Regions from separate parts of the Mus musculus genome. Here region 1 is linked to region 2. Evidence: chromatin loops called from intact Hi-C (ENCODE). Cell type or tissue: left cerebral cortex. All regions are shown on one strand.

The links. Peaks named below come from ENCODE experiments on the same cell type or tissue, not always from the same donor. Only the 100,000 strongest peaks of a DNase experiment are listed, where the experiment ranks them.
Region 1: a loop joins it to region 2, with 5 times the contacts of the local background. A loop is called at or near these places in 2 of 42 quality-filtered maps.

The regions. Positions count from the first base shown.
Region 1 is chr8:49,824,582-49,832,581 of GRCm38, forward strand. No RefSeq gene overlaps it. Among named protein-coding and RNA genes, the nearest start is that of 4930555F03Rik, 460 kb to the left of the region's middle. In left cerebral cortex, a CTCF peak has its summit at 4,981 (motif pointing left); DNase peaks (open chromatin) are centred at 1,876 and 4,970.
Region 2 is chr8:48,019,512-48,027,511 of GRCm38, forward strand. No RefSeq gene overlaps it. Among named protein-coding and RNA genes, the nearest start is that of Gm32052, 14 kb to the left of the region's middle. In left cerebral cortex, a CTCF peak has its summit at 3,885 (motif pointing right); DNase peaks (open chromatin) are centred at 3,944 and 4,247.

The DNA of each region.
Region 1 (8,000 bases), 1.8 Mb after region 2:
TTGCAAATGTGTAGAGGTGTGCATGAATCTGCTGAGGGTTCTTTTAAAAAGGCTGCCTCTGAGGCTGAGTTCTGGGGTATCTCTTAGAAGACTCCCTATCATCTCCTCCAAGCTTCCTATAGGTATAGTTGGTGGATTATCTCAAGAAGCAATGTTTTAGGTTATAAAATCCTGTATATGGGTGCAAATGTACTCCTAATATACTCCCAGTTTCACAGGGATCTTTAGTATATTACCAATTGTTCTCCATAAACCAAGCTAACATGAGTGGGTCTCTCCCTCCCTCAACCTTCCCTTCTCTCTTTCCCTCCCACTCCCCCCTTTCCCTCTTATCAACATCGGGATCTCTTTTATACCCTGAGCCTAGCTTCTAACTTAACATCACCTCATCACCTATAGGGATTTTCTGGTCAGATTAACTAGCTTTTTGAATTCACACTTTCTAAGTTGTAAACTCTGGTCTTCCAGAGAAAAAGGAAGTCATGTGGGTAGGGATTCCTGGTGCTGTCTTGAAGATGGCTGTTGTGTTTCTCATGCTCCGAGGAGGGGGATAACATATGGATATATTGTGGGGCTGCCTGTGCCATCTCTTAAATTGCCAGACCACGTTGTAAGGCACAGCAGATGGCCAGAGCAGCAGGACATGCCAAAGATGCACTGCAGAGCCCTTCCACAGGATCCTCTTCTCATACCAGTAGCGGAGCTTGAGAATATGCGGAGGGCCTTTCACTAAGACAAATGATCTGGTGACTCTTCAGATGGTGCTATCAAAATTGTCATATAGGGTGGGTGATTTACCTCTTCTGTGCGCTGGCAAGTCACCATTGTGTGAGAGAAAGAAAAAAACTTACTGGAAGTTTTCAACTGTTAACTTTGTTTTTTTTTTTTTTTTTTTTTTTTTTAAAATCTCCATGATTTTGGGCAGAAAGTACTTCCTGAATATTTTGTCCTTCTGCACAACATCGACAGCCTCCTTATTTTGTTTCCCTCTTAATGTCTCTCTCTTGTGCTCTAAAACCCTCTGACCAGGACTGTATGAGCTCTTATGTCATGATTAACCTTTAACTTTATTTTCCCTTTGAGGACAGTGCCTTCCCACAATGCTCTGCTCTTCCCCTAAAAAAAAAATCCAGTCTACATATTCTTTAAGACACATCCCCCATTCTAACTCTTCTATGCTTTCCAGATTCATTCATTTGGTGTGTGAGTACCACTTTATAACAGATATTTGATTCCTTTTTTGTTTAACTTTTGAACTGGATTCATTCTCTCATCATTTAGCAAAGATCTTTGTAAAAGTAACAGATATCATGAAAATTTGGAAATCCAAGTTAGTGAATACATGGGGTCTTACTGGGGTATGCAATTAAAGGTGTAGCAAGGAGAGCAGGTATTGTCCTCCTGAAGACACAGGGGTTCCATTTAGAATGTCAGTGGTCATGAAAACATCAGCAAAGATGAAAGTAAGGAGGCCAAGATCTATGTCCATAATTCCTTTCCTTACATCAATGAAACAAGGATAAAATATTTTCTTCTCCCTGGCTATTTGCACCATGCTGGTCTGTATAGGATTTGCTCTGTTTACCAATGAGAGTTGCTGGTGTTTATCACTCTTAAGGCATAACCCCACCCCCTTACCCAGGAGACTTCCTTTCCCAGGAATTCCCTAAGCTCCCTCTTGATTTGTGTAGCATAGATTGGATTCAGAAATTTATTGTCAGTTGCCATAATCATGCTTCAGAAAGTCATTATTTTGTTTTGAATTAAATTTGAAATCCTTCCTTGGAATGAGCCCCAGCTCAGCTCAAGCCAATTGGCTTAATGTCTCCATCACCCAGTCATTCTACACAAGCCTTTTCCAAATTGTGCCATATTCTTGGAATGCTAGCTCTTACCAACTGCCAAGTTATCTCTCTTCTATCATCCAAATAGCTCATGCAATCCCACCTCTTCTACATAATCTTCCAAAACTATTTGGAAAAGGTCTAATAGCTTCTCTCTGTACCATCCAGTATAAGCATTAGCCACTTAAGACTCCCTCACTCCTCACTGCCCCAGTAGCATCCTTAATCTTGAGGTGGACATGATGCCACACACTTTGACCTAACATTCTTTGGCCACCTTTCCTTGATGCCCTTGTATGCATATTTTCTGCACATTTGGATACTTTTACTATCCTTGACTGATTCCACAGAAACAGAGCTGTAACCAAAACTCTCTCTTCAGTGTTGAGCACCATGTTATGCTAAAATAGATAATTAATACATAAGGAGATTTCAGAGATTTGATTTTTTAATATACAAAGAATATAGAACATATTTAATGTTTTAAAATCCACAAGGACCCACTGGAGAAATTCTTTAGCCTTGAGCAAGGATGCCAGCTTCCATGGGGTTCTCGTTTTTCCAAGTTCAGCCTGAGCTGCCATTGGTAGTAATTGCAGGCAGAACAAAGAAAAGATTAGTAGACACTCCCAGGGCTGAAGGAAAAGACTGTGATAGGTCTTTCCCTGGGAAAAAGTTGTAACAAGAAGAACAAGTAACTTAGGGCATTCAGGTACAAATGTCCTCCCTCTTTTAGGGAAGGCTGAAAGTAGCCATGATAGAACATACTAGAATAGGATCTTGGCCTTGATATGTGCCTCATACAGAGTGATATATCAATGTGCATTTGTCCAGTGAGAAAAGGAATCCTTTTCTTTACCTTCACAACAAGAATGTTAGCTGGAGCAGAGATGGTGCTTCCTAGCTCATCTGTTTGAGGAAATAACAGGCTAGCAATGTCTTCTGGGGACAGTTTGAAAGGTCACAAAACAGTTCAGGAAACAAGATGTGTCTGGTTTTGATCCAGTAATGATCAAAAAAGACAAATACCATCCGCTGGACACCATTGCAAGGCAGGTATAAGATGAAAAAACAGGGTCCTCTGTTAAAAATGGATTAAGAACGGTAAAAGAATAACAGCAGAGTGCTGAACCATGAAAGAGACCCTTCTGGGCAGGGGTTCCCGAGTGACTAGCCAGTCACTTCCTGCTTTTGGAAATGACCTTTGCCTGCAGACATCAATAGTATGGCTTTTTGTCAGGCCATCCAGGACACAGGACTAATTCTAATCTACCCAAAATACCATTTTTCACAATATACCTTTGATGAACTAATATGCAGTTTAGTTGCAAACTCCATTTCCCAAATACCTCTATAGCAGAAAGTGATATCTTTTGCAAAGAAGTCAATATATTCAATTTGGTGCCTTCCTTGACATCTATATTAGTCATTTGAGGTTTTTAATTAGTAAACACATTTTGACTTGTATATAAACTGCTTGAACTCTCTGCCAGCCCACTTGTTTCATTTGTAAAATGAGGAATATAAACGACCTCATTTCTGTGCTTACTTAGTATTTACTGAGGTTATACATTTGAATATTCTGGAGTATGTTAGCCTCTCTGCCTTTCATTTCCTCTCTCTTATCTTTTTGTTCAGTCTTCAATTTCTCAAACCAACTTAATGGCCGGGCACATGAACCTTTTTTTCTGATCCAGGAAAAGCAGTCAAGTAAATGGCTGAGGAGCGTCACATTCTGGTGCCACACACACACACTGATAATCCATGTTAAAACTGAGTCCTGCAGTGCAGACCTGGAATCTTATCTATCCAGGGGACTGAATTGGAAAGGGTCACATGTTAACACCTACCTTGATTACAACATGAGTCCAAGGCCAGTCTCAAAAACATAATATGTCCCCTTCCCCAAAAAGAAAAGGAAAAGGAGCCAGAGTTGGGGTGTAGGGAGGAGGATGAGGAAAGTGGAGAGGAAGAAACAGAGAAGGAGGAGGAAGAAGAGGAGAAGGAGAAAGAGGAAGAGGAGAAGGAGGTGAAGAAGAGCAAAAGGAGGGTATAGTGTTAAGCATATAGTTTAGTGGTAGAGTGCATGCCAAGGTTATATGAGATCTGAGTTCAATACTTACAGCCAAACAAAGCAAGCAAACAAACATAATCCACAGAGGATGCAGCCTTCTCTTTTGATACCCCTTATCTGTGATGGACTTTATCTAAAGAAGTTTGTAGACCATCCAGCTGGGCAAGGAGATGGGAAAAAAGAATGAAAGCCTCAGGTTGAGGAATGCATGGCCATTATTAAATCAGTTTGAGAAACTACCGGCTGAACAAAGAGATAAGAGGGAGAAAGTGAGAAGAAGAGGCTAGTATACTTCAGAATATTCAAATGTATAAGCTCAGTAAATACTAATTAAGCAGAGAAGTGAGTGAGTTTACATTCCTCATTATCTGCACAACAAGCTTCCGTACTGTAACTTCAGTCTACTAACAGCCTATTCCACTGCAGGGAGAACCAGATGAAAGGATGGTGAGGACTGGGTGAGGGATAAAGAGAGATAGAAAACAGATTCAGGACATACAGGCTGGATGCAGAGATGCTCAGATCTATTTGACCAACATGGGGGAAAACACTTTTGTCAAACTGTCTGCTTTGTTTAGAGGCTCTGCCATCCTCACCCATCATTTGCTCTTCAGCATTGATGCTGTCTCTATGTTTCAGCCACTGTTAGATGACCGATGTCCAGTGCATCTTTTTCCCATAGCAGATTTATTTAAATGTGCTGAACTTTTAGGCAGTCATCTAACAGAAACTACTGTAGTCTCTTTTCTTTACTCATAACCAAAGACGCACACCACACAAAGGATAACAAAACTATGTGGTGGATTAGGGGAATTTGATGCCACAGCAAACAAAGCATTATACTTTACAAATAATGGCTTTTCTGCCTCATGGGCAAGGAGAAATAAGTTTTCCAACACATAATAAATTTATTAGCCTTTCCGACCTCATCATTCCTACCTTAACTTCGATGCAGCATCAAAGACAAGAACATCTGTTTGACAGTAATATTTTCAGTTCTGTGATTTTTACTCTTAGGAGCTGGCTGTCTCAAAGTTGCTGCATGAGCTCCACCTGGTGGGAAAATGGTAGATTGCCTAGTGTTGAATCTCACATAGGGAAAGACTCATAGTGGGACATTTTCACTACCAGAAGGCTTATTCACAGGGAAGTGTATATTAAAATAAGTTTGAACTCATTAGTGTGATATACATCTTTAAAAGATCCTTTATCATCTACATCAAGATTCTCTCAACTTGGTAGTGTGAAATCAACACATTTTATCTTTTTCCCTTTTTTTTGTGATTAGAATGGTCTTATTTTCTCTTTGTTCCTTTTTAGTCCAGACAGTTTTGCAAACTCAAGATATAACTCATCATGTGCTTTCACCTTTCAACCTTACAGATCCAGGGAAGAGGAGTTTATTCTAAAGAAAGCATCAATAAGAGGGCTAGTAGTTTTCAGGGAACTGCCACACAATATTGCAAAATCCTGAGTGGATAAACATATGCCCCAGCTCCTCAAATTCTGAATGGGCAAAGATAAAATGAGCTGCTGGGAGAGGTCGCACACTGGCTTCTCTGGACCTTCCCCAGCCATTTCCAGATATGCTTTGTGAGTCAATCCAAAGAGGAACCTAAAGACTAATGGAAACCATTCAAATCCAAGGAGGATATTGATACATTGTGAAGGAGTCAGCAGACATCATTCATTCCTGTCTCCAACCTTCTCCCTCTCCTATCATTCTGGATACCTATTTGACTAAAATACATTTATAGATAGAAGACATGAAGATCAAATGATGAAATGTTGTATTAAGAGAGGCTAACAGTTTGGTACAATCGAATATTTCCACGCTTGATAATTTACTCTGCCTGGCAGTTGGACACCTCTCCACCCAGAGCTCTCTTCTTTACTTCATTTAGGCTTTAGTATAGGGGTATGCTGGCTGCCCACTATAACGTGTCACTTTGCATAGAGCAGAAATCAAAGATTCAGTCTGAAAAATTAATGCTAATTAGTGTCTCTGCTGAGTCTCACCTCTCAGTTCCTGAAGGGCACTTTGAGTCAGCTGTAGCTCACCAAAGACAGAGTAGGTCAATTGAAAGGGACACTGGCTAATGAAGCTATGAGAAATATCTGAAGTTTTTAAGTTCCAACTCAAGAACAACAACATTATCTTTAGGTCTGTTCTGCTTACAAAGTGGTATTGAATTCCAACAGAGAAGGGAATGTGCCAAGTTGACAGGCAAGTGCAAAGAGATGCAGAGACTTATATCTTGGATGTTTCAAGACAGGGAGAAAAGGAAGGTTTTACTACACCCACAAATGAAGTTGGGGACTCCTTCCTTTTAAAGTTGAATAAGTAGGAAGACTAAGGAGTTTTTTTTTTTTTTCACCTTCTTCTTATTAGCTGACCTTCTTATGTACGACTGAGACAGTGAATATAAACAGTGGTTACTGGGTTCAGAATTAGAAGTATTCAGAAGGAACTTGAGTATTCTAAACATAGGCATCCATGAGAAGCAATTTAGGTCTCTGGTGGGTTAGAAACTAGTTGGTGGGTTAGAAACTAGTTAATAAAGCAGAGAATCGTATTCAAGAAGGAACATGTGAAGGCTATATAGCTATGTGCAGGAGTGTTCATGTCCTTGGCCAACTCAATACCTCATCAGCGTTGTGTACTAGGTAGGCATCTTAGTTAAGGTTTTTATTGCTCTGACAAAACACCATGACCAAAAAGCAAGTTGAAAACTAAAGGGTTTATTGCACTTATACTTCCACAGCACTGTTCATCATTGAAAGACATCAGGACAAGAACTCAAACATGGCAGGAACCTGGATGCAGGAACTGATGTAGTTGCTATGGAAAGGTGCTGCTTACTGGCTTGCTCAGCCCAGGACCACCAGCTCAGGGACAGAACCCCATACAATGGGCTGGGCTCTCTTCAATCAATAACTAGTTAAGAAAATGCTCTACAGCTGGATCTGATGGAGATTTTTTTTTTCAATTAAGATCTCCTCCTTTCAGATAAGACTGGTGTGTCTGTCAAGTTGACTTAAGACTAGCCAGCACACTAGCTTCTCAAAGGTTTCTTCTTGAGTTTGGTGGTGCTGATAGGGATAACAGTAACCATGCGATGAATCCTGCCTCCTGCCTCCTGCCTCCTGATTAAGAATCCACAGCTGCCACATACTTAGCTATGTGCACTCTACTCTTCTTCTGGATTCCATAAGCCTAGGATTTCTACTAACGCCTGAGGGTGGAGAAAGGGCATTCTAAATTGACTGTTATTAGACTTCTTGTCAACCTTGGTGATGGTGACTTCACACTGGATTTAATCTATCTTAGAAAAATAAAGCAAGTGACATTTCTTGCACTCTGAGTACCAGAGAGCAAGCTATACTTGTTACAAGTATAAATTTTCCATTGCTATCATATAATAGTTATTTTTTATGAGTGAGGGGTTATGTCCCAGTGTCAGGGAGATCATTTTATCTAGCACCTTTTATTTTTAGAACTTTTTTTTTTAAAGGATAGAGTTTCTTACTATACTATTTTCTGGTTCACCTAAAAGAGAAAAAAAATAGATTTTTTTTTTACAATTGTTTTTGTAGAAACATAAGCTCTTCAGGGCATAGGGCTTGTGCACTGAATTGCAGCCCAGCATGAAATTTTACAGCTGAATTATGAACTCCTGCCAATAAAAGTTTACAACAGAACAGCCTGGACTTTCTAGCTGTGAGAGCTGAGGTGGAAAAAAATATATACATGATCCATCAGACACTGTTTCCTGGAAACCTGAAAGTCACCATGGTACAATTTGAGAATAAAAGAATTACAATGTGAGAAGGAAATTAATTAGAAATACTAGGGAGATATGCCATTTATTACCCAGGTCTCATGCATAGTATTTACTTTGTACAAATATACACTCAGTGATTTGACATCTCTTTCGATTTCATAATTAAATTAGAAGATTTGAAAATTCACAGGTTTTAAATGGAACTACTATTGACTTTAAATTATCCCTGCAAGAGAGAAGGTAATAGGGTGAATAAATTAGGTTCATTCAACGCACTATGATTTTGGTATCATTAAT
Region 2 (8,000 bases):
TCATTATCTGACCTTCATAGTTGTGTTTGCGTTCTCACATGTGTCACAAATACACATACACACACATACACTTACACACATACACACACATGCACACATATATGTACATACATGCACATACATGCACACACATGCACACATGCATACACATATACACATACATGCACACACATACACCTATACACATGCACACACATGCATGCACACACACACAAATGCACTCACACATACACATTCACAAATGCACACACATACACATACACACATGGATACACATACACATATACACATACACACATACACACACACATGCATACACACATACACACATGCATACACACATATATAATGCTGTTTTAAAATATATGTTATTTGCATGTTTGTGGTTCTTGGGTGTGTGTGCATGCGCACGGGTGGTACCCTCAGAGGCCAGAAGAGGAAGTTAGTTCTCAGCTCCCTGCAGACTGGAGTTACAGATGTTTGTGTGTAGCCCTGTGACTGTGTGACTGTAGAGAACTGAACCCAGGGCCTCTGGAAGAGCAGCCAGTGCTCTTAACTATTGAGCCATCCCTCCAGCCCCACACAGAAAATTTTAAAAATTAAAATAAAATATCTAAAATATAAGTGAATATGTTTTCAGTTAAGAATTGTATGTTTAAAAGAGTTCTTGCTGTGTTCTTATAGCATGTAGTAATCAAACAAACAAACAAACAAAAATCTTAAAAATAAAGATGGAAACAACAACCAAAAGAGAAACTATGAACAAACAAAACTTGTGGGCCACGCCACTACTGAAAAACCTAAGAGTCAAAGGCAAAAATTATTATCAGGGATAAGAAAATCAGGGGGTGGGCTGGAGAGATGGCTCAGCAGTTAAGGGTACTGACTGACTGCTCTTCCAGAGGTCCTGAGTTCAATCCCCAGCAACCACATGGTGGCTCACAACCATCTGTAATGGGATCCGATGCCTTTTTCTGGTGTGTCTGAAGAGAGCAATGGTGTATTAGGATACATAAGATAAATAAATAAATCTTTAAGGAAAAAAAAAAGAAAGTCAGTGATAAACAAGGAACAATACTCATGAAAATATAGTCTTGTAGCAGCATGCAGGCAAGAGCACAGCCACAAAATACTAACTGCAGCCACGGACAGAAAGTGTGAGAAAGGAAAGAATTTTTCACAAGAAAGCACCATTGTTGCTGGTTTTTATATGGGTGCTCAGGTTTGGATTACGGTCTTCATGTTTGCAAAGCCAGTACTTTCTCTACTGATCCATCTCTCTGCTCCTTTCTTCTTTCTGGAGACAGCATCTCATTATGAGGTGTGGGTGTCCTTAAACTTAAGATCTTTGTGTCCCAGCCTCCCCAGAAGTTGGAATAACAGGTGTGATCACCACGCCCACCTTAAGAGAAGATTTTTTTTTTTTTTTTAAGATTAAAAAAAAAAACAAAAACCTGTCATTTCTGCCGGGTGTGGTGGGCTCACTCCTTTAATCCCAGCACTTGGGAGGCAGAGGCAGGCAGATTTCTGAGTTCGAGGCCAGCCTGGTCTACAGAGTGAGTTCCAGGACAGCCAGAGCTATACAGAGAGACCCTGTCTCGAAAAAACCAAAACCAACCAACCAAACAAACAAACAAAAAACAAAACAAAAAAAAAAAAACAAATCCCAAAACCAAACCAAACAAAAAACCAAAAAACAAAGAACCTGTCATTTCTTGTAACTGACCAAAAAAAAGTTTACTATATGTGATGGCTATTTTTGGTTGTCAACATCTGGACCACATCTGAAATGAACTAAAACCCAAGCAGCTCAGTACACCGGTGAGCGACTTTTCTTGATTAAATAATTTGAAGTGGGAAAACCCACTTCCATGCAGAGCTTTTGCGGTGAGATGATCCACCGCTCTGGGCCACACCTGCCTGCCATTGACGTGGAAGAAGGAAGGAAGATTTTGAGGTTTTGCCTGTTGCTTCTGAACCTCACTGGCAAGTGCATTCCTTCCCTGGCATTAGAGCCCACTTCAGCGTATACTGAAGTCCAGCTGAGACACCCAGCCTCATGGACTGAACAACTACTGAACTGCTGGACCTTCTGTTGGTAAACAGCCAGTGTCAAACTAGCTGGATGATAGACTAGTAAGTTCCCTGCCCCCTCTCTCAAGTCTATTAGTTCTATCCCTCTAGAATCTTGTTTATTTGTTTTTCAGGACAGAGCTTCTCTGTGTAGCCCTGGCTGTCCTGGAACTCACTCTGTAGACCAGGCTGGCCTCGAACTCAGGGATCCAACTGCTGAGGTTAAAGGTGTGCACCACCACACTCAACTAGAATTCTGATACAGGATAGACAGTTAAGATTTTATTAACTGTAGTGTTTTGAGTGAGAATAGCCCGCATAAACTCACAGGGAGTGGTACGATTATAAGGTGTGGCCTTGTCGGAGGAAATGTGTTGATGTGGGCTTTGAGGTTTCAGAGGCCCAAGCCAGAGCTAGTGGCTCATGCTGTCTTTCTGCTGCTTACTGACCCATATACAGAACTCTCAGCTATTTCTCCAGCTCCACGGCTGCCTGTGTGTTGCCATGACAATAATGGACCAAACCTCTGACTGTAAGCCAGCCCCAGTTCAATGCTGTCCTTTATAAGAGTTGCCTTGGTCATGGTGTCTCTTCACAGCAATGAAACCCTAATTAAGACAGTGACTTAACAAATATGACATAATGGAAGAAAGAAAGCTTAGAGATGACACATAATTTTTAGGCGTATATGTAACATGTCAGAGTCACGAGGAAAATACCAACAGATTTTATTGTTATACCTCTTATTGTTAAATTACTAAATTGATTATTGTTAAATTAGTCATTTTTTAAAGACTTGTTTTAAATGGCATGTGTTTGTCTGTGTGTCTGTGTCTGTGAGGGTTTGTGCATATGCCCAAGGAGGTCAGACAAGAGCATCACGTCCTTGGGATATGGAGTTACAGGTGGTTGTGAGCCACCTGACCCAGATGCTAAGTAAGAACTCAGGTCTCTGAAAGAGCAGTATGTGCTCTGAACTACCAAGCCATCTTTCCAGCCTTTATTGAGTTGTTTTAATAGAAAAGTCATAATTGTATTACATTTATGGAGTACACTGACATGAATACATATGTGTGTGTACACACACAATGTGGAATGGTTAAAGTGATTTATACCTAAATTGACAAATCTATTTAACATTTTATTAACAAAATTATTTAACATTTCTGTGATGATAGATTTAAATTTTATTCTATCCTATTATTTTGAAACAGACAATGCATCATTGCTTGTTATATTAATTTTATGTACAACAATGGTTCTCAGAACTCAATTGTTTTGTCTGGTTGAAATCTGGTACTTTTGAACACCCACTGATCAACACTATTCTCCCTACTTCTACCCAATTTCTGATTTTTTCTTCACATTTTCCATTTTTAAAAGATTTGTTGATTCATGTGTATGAGTGCTCTACTTGCATGTATGCCTGCATGGCAGAAGAGGGCATCAAATTCCAGTATAGAAGGTTGTGAATCACCACATGCTTGCTGGGAATTGAACTCAGGACCTCAAGAACAGCAGCCAGTGCTCCTAAACTGCTGAGCCATCTTTCCAGCCCCCCCCCCCCCCAATTTCTATTTAAATTCCACATAGGAATTAGATTTGGCAGTCTTAATCTTTCCATGCCTGGATTATTTCACTTAGCACAATAATGTCTCAGATTCATCCATGTTGTCCCAGATAATAGAATTTGATTCCTTTTTAGTAATGTCTTAGTTGCTTTTCCCAGGGCTGTGACAAGATTCCCGACACAGGCAATTTAAAAGGAAGGAAGGTAAATTTTAGCTGATGGTCTCAGTAAGCAGGAAGGAGCAGTAGGGGGCGCTGGAGGCAGCCGGTCACAGAGCGTCTGCAGTGAGGAAGCAGAGAAAGACAAATGCCTTTTCTCGGCTCCCTTTCATTCAGTTGGAGAGCCAGGTCCACGGGATAGTCCTGCCCACATGTAAGGTAGTAGGGCGTATATTCCCTTCACAGTCAAAGTTCTGCAGAAACTTTCTCAAAAACACACCCCAAAGCGGGTCTCCTAGGTGACTCTAAATCCAGTCGCGCTGACAATGAAAATTAACCATCACAAATAGCATTTCACCATGTGAGTACACCGCGTGTCCTTTACCCATTCGGCAGGGAATTTGACTCGATATCTAGGCTATTGTGACTAAGGTTTACACCACTAAAGGGAAGGCAGCTCATGCTCCCGCCACTGACTTCAGTTGCTATGGATACGGATCCAGGCGTGTGTGTGTGTGTGTGTGTGTGTGTGTGTGTGTGTGTGTGTGTGTCTGCACCATGTAGTATAATTCAAGTTCTACTTTTTTGAGGACCATTCACCATAATCGCCATACTCACCAACATTCCTACCTACAGGGCAGGAGTGTGTTGTGTTTCCTTCTGTCGTTGCTGGCAGGTCTTTCTTTTTCACCCTGGCAGGTGTGGTGTCTCATCACGGTTAAAGCTGCATTTTCTTGATGCTTGGTGATTTCAGCATCTTCTCCTGAGCTTCTTGGCCATCTATACCCTTCTTTTGAGGAGTGTTTGTTAAGACTTGGGCCTATTTTGAAACTGGGTTGTTTCTGTGATATTGGGTTGTTTGGAGATTGATAGACTTTGTGCATTAATGCCCTATTAAATGCTTGGGACTCCCTTTTCCCAGTCTCTGGGTTGTCTCTTCGTTTGGGTAATTATTTGTCTTGACTTGTAGTTTGAAGCAATTCTCGTCCGTCCACCCCCCCCCCCCTGCCCCCTCTGCCTCCCCCCTCGCTTTTATTTCCCGAAGGTTTTCTCAGACCAGATGTCAGAAGCTTTCTCCCACTATGTTTTCTTCCAGTAGCTTTGAGTTTCAGAAGTCTCAAAGTCAGGCTGAGTGGATTTTCATCTGCAGTCGGAGATACTTTCATTATCTCCTTTACCAAAAGAGTCGGAAGCAAAGTTGAGGTGATGTGGAGGGAAGCTTCAGGGACAGGAGTTTGTAGTGCCAGTTTCTGAACTGAGCTGTTTGTCTAGATGCTAACTGAAAGTATAAATGAAATGTCTAGTGCAATACTATACGTTTATAGTATAATGCTCAGTGAAAGTATAATTGAAATAATACAGGAAGTCTTAATGATGCTTCATAAGATGCGACACTGGAGAAAACAGGAAACAATTTTTTTAAAAGATTTATTTATTTTATGTATGTAAGTACACAGTTCTCTCTTCAGACACACCAGAAGAGGGCATCGGATTCCATTACAGATGGTTGTGAGCCACCATGTGGTTACTGGGAATTGAACTTAGGACCTCTGGAAGAATAGTCAGTGCTCTTAACTGCTGAGCCATCTCTCCAGCCTGGGACAAATATTTTAAAAAATTAAGAAAAAGGTGATAGCAGGCCTTTTAATTTCAAGGAAACGACTTATTAATAAAAACAAGCAAACAAACCCAGGATCTCTGTGTAGTTCTGGCTAGCCTGGAACTCACTAAATAGATCAGGCTGGCCTTGAACTCACAGAGATCCTCTGGCCTCTGTTTCCTAAGGGCTTGGATTAAAGGTGTGTATCACCACACCTCACCAGAAATTTAATAAGTATATAAAAACCGAAAAGTATTTTAGAAAATAATGTAAATATATTTCTCAAATAATGGAGTGTTACTTCAAATTTTCTTTTACATTTACTTATTCATTATGACTATGTATGCATGTGTGCGTGCATTCCTGTGTGTGTCCGTCCATATACTACAGTGCTCAGACAGTTCACTCTCTTCAGTGGGCCCCAGGGATTGAACTCTGACAACCAGGCTTGGCAGAAAGCACCTTTATCTGCTGAATAGTCTTGGTAGCCCCAGCAATGGAATTTTAAGGAAAATGAAAATAATTTACCATTCACCTTAGTGCATTTGGGTTCCCCCATTCTCTTTGATACTTAAATTGGTCAGTGTTTCAGAAATCGAACTTTTAAGACTTGATTTGACTAGAGTGAGGCCATCACCAATAGATATCAATACACCAAATGAAAATCTTTATTTAAATTTGTGATAGAGTAACTCTGAAATTAACTTCATTTTTAAAAAAGATTTATTTATTTATGTGTATTCGTACCACTGTAGCTGTACAGATGGTTGTGAGCCATCATGTGGTTGTTGGAAATTGGACTCCTGCTCGCTTCAGCCCAAAGATTTATTTATTATATATAAGTACACTGTAGCTGTCTTCAGGCACACCAGAAGAGGGCATTAGATCTCATTATGGATGGTTATGAGCCATCATGTGATTGCTGGGATTTGAACTCAGGACCTTAGGGTGAGCAGTCAGTGAGGAGAGCAGTCAGTTAAGATGACTCTTAACTGCTGAGCCATCTCTCCAGCCCTAGCCTCATTTTTCTTTTTCTTTTTCTCCCCCCCCCCCCCCAAAAGGGTTTCTCTGTGTAGCCCTGGCTGTCCCGGAACTCACTCTGTAGACCAGGCTGTTCTCGAACTCAGAAATCCACCTGCCTCTGCCTCCTCTGCCTCCCGAGTGCTGGGATTAAAGGCGTGCGTCACCATGCCCAGCAAACCTCATTTTTCTAATTCCTTGTGCAGAGCCTATAGAAATGTATCAAGTTCACCACCAGCAGAGACAGCGCTGATTACAAAATTACCTTATTCCCTATTCTACACCCCTGAGCCTATGAGTGGGTCAGGAAGCCACTACCAGGAGATGCCTGTTGCCCACACGATTGTGGCTGGCTTGCCAATGAATTTGTAAAAAGTTCAAAGGTTTAGGAAATAGAGAACACGAAAGCTTCTAGGGAAGAAGAAATGGGGTGAGAAGAAAAGACGATAATGTAAGATAAAGATAGAAACATGGCAGTTTGAGTCCAGTCGGACAGATGCACAGGGAAGGAAAGCTAAGTGCACTTTAGCTCAGATTAAATTTTGGTTTGCAGTATTCAAACGAGGAAGGTGCGTTAAAATCAACACAATACTTCTGATTGCGTGATTATTGGAGTAAAATATCACCTGAAAGCGGCCTCAGCTTGTTACAGCTTATTTCCCTCACACAGGCCTTCTTCATTAAATGGCTGAAGGTTTGGGAATAAGTATCGGTCCTATTTTTTAAGATGCAAATGACAGATAATTAATGAACTGCACTGATAATTACAGGATTTTAATATTCGTGGACATCTGTCACTTTACATTTTAGGATCGTCTAACCATGTGTGCTGCTCCCTTTTAATAGCAGTAATTAAAGTTTATGAACATATACCGAGTTGTCAGTCTGATGATCAGGAGCTGTCCTTGTTAGTAAGTTTTCTATTTTTCTTCTATTTAATTCGTTGAATGGAGTTTATGTTAATTCCTCTTCGACTGTGTAATAAAACACCATGGCCAAAGCAACTCATAGAAGAAAGAATTTATTTGGGTTAAAGGTTCCAGAGGTTAGAGTCTGTTTTGGCAGGAAGTGTGACAGCAGGCAGGGTCGCTGGAGCGGGAGCTGTGGCTCACATCTTGAACAGCAAGCGAGAGGCAGAAAGAATGAACTCGAAACGGTGTGAATCCTAAACCTGCCTCCAGTGTCGTACTTCCTCCAATAAGCCCACCTCTCCCGAGACGCCTTAAATATTGCCATCATCTGGGGACCTTCCTTTCAAATGCCCAACCCTGCGGAGAACATCTCAGTCAAACCAAAACAGAATCTCACCACTGGCCTAGGCTGGGCTCAGACTCTCGACTTAGATTACAGGTGTGTGCTTGTAAGCCTGATAAAGGTTATAGATTATCCCAGAATCTTACTCTTTGTTAAGTTTGCTCTGTACTTTTCAAGTCTCTTAAAGTCTGCCTTAGCACTGACAGACTCCAGCATTGACCATATGGCTCTACTTCTATTATCAACTATTAATAACAACTATTAAAACTAAGATTAAAAGGCATAGAATGATATCTATAAATGCTATTGCCTACGTCACTATTTC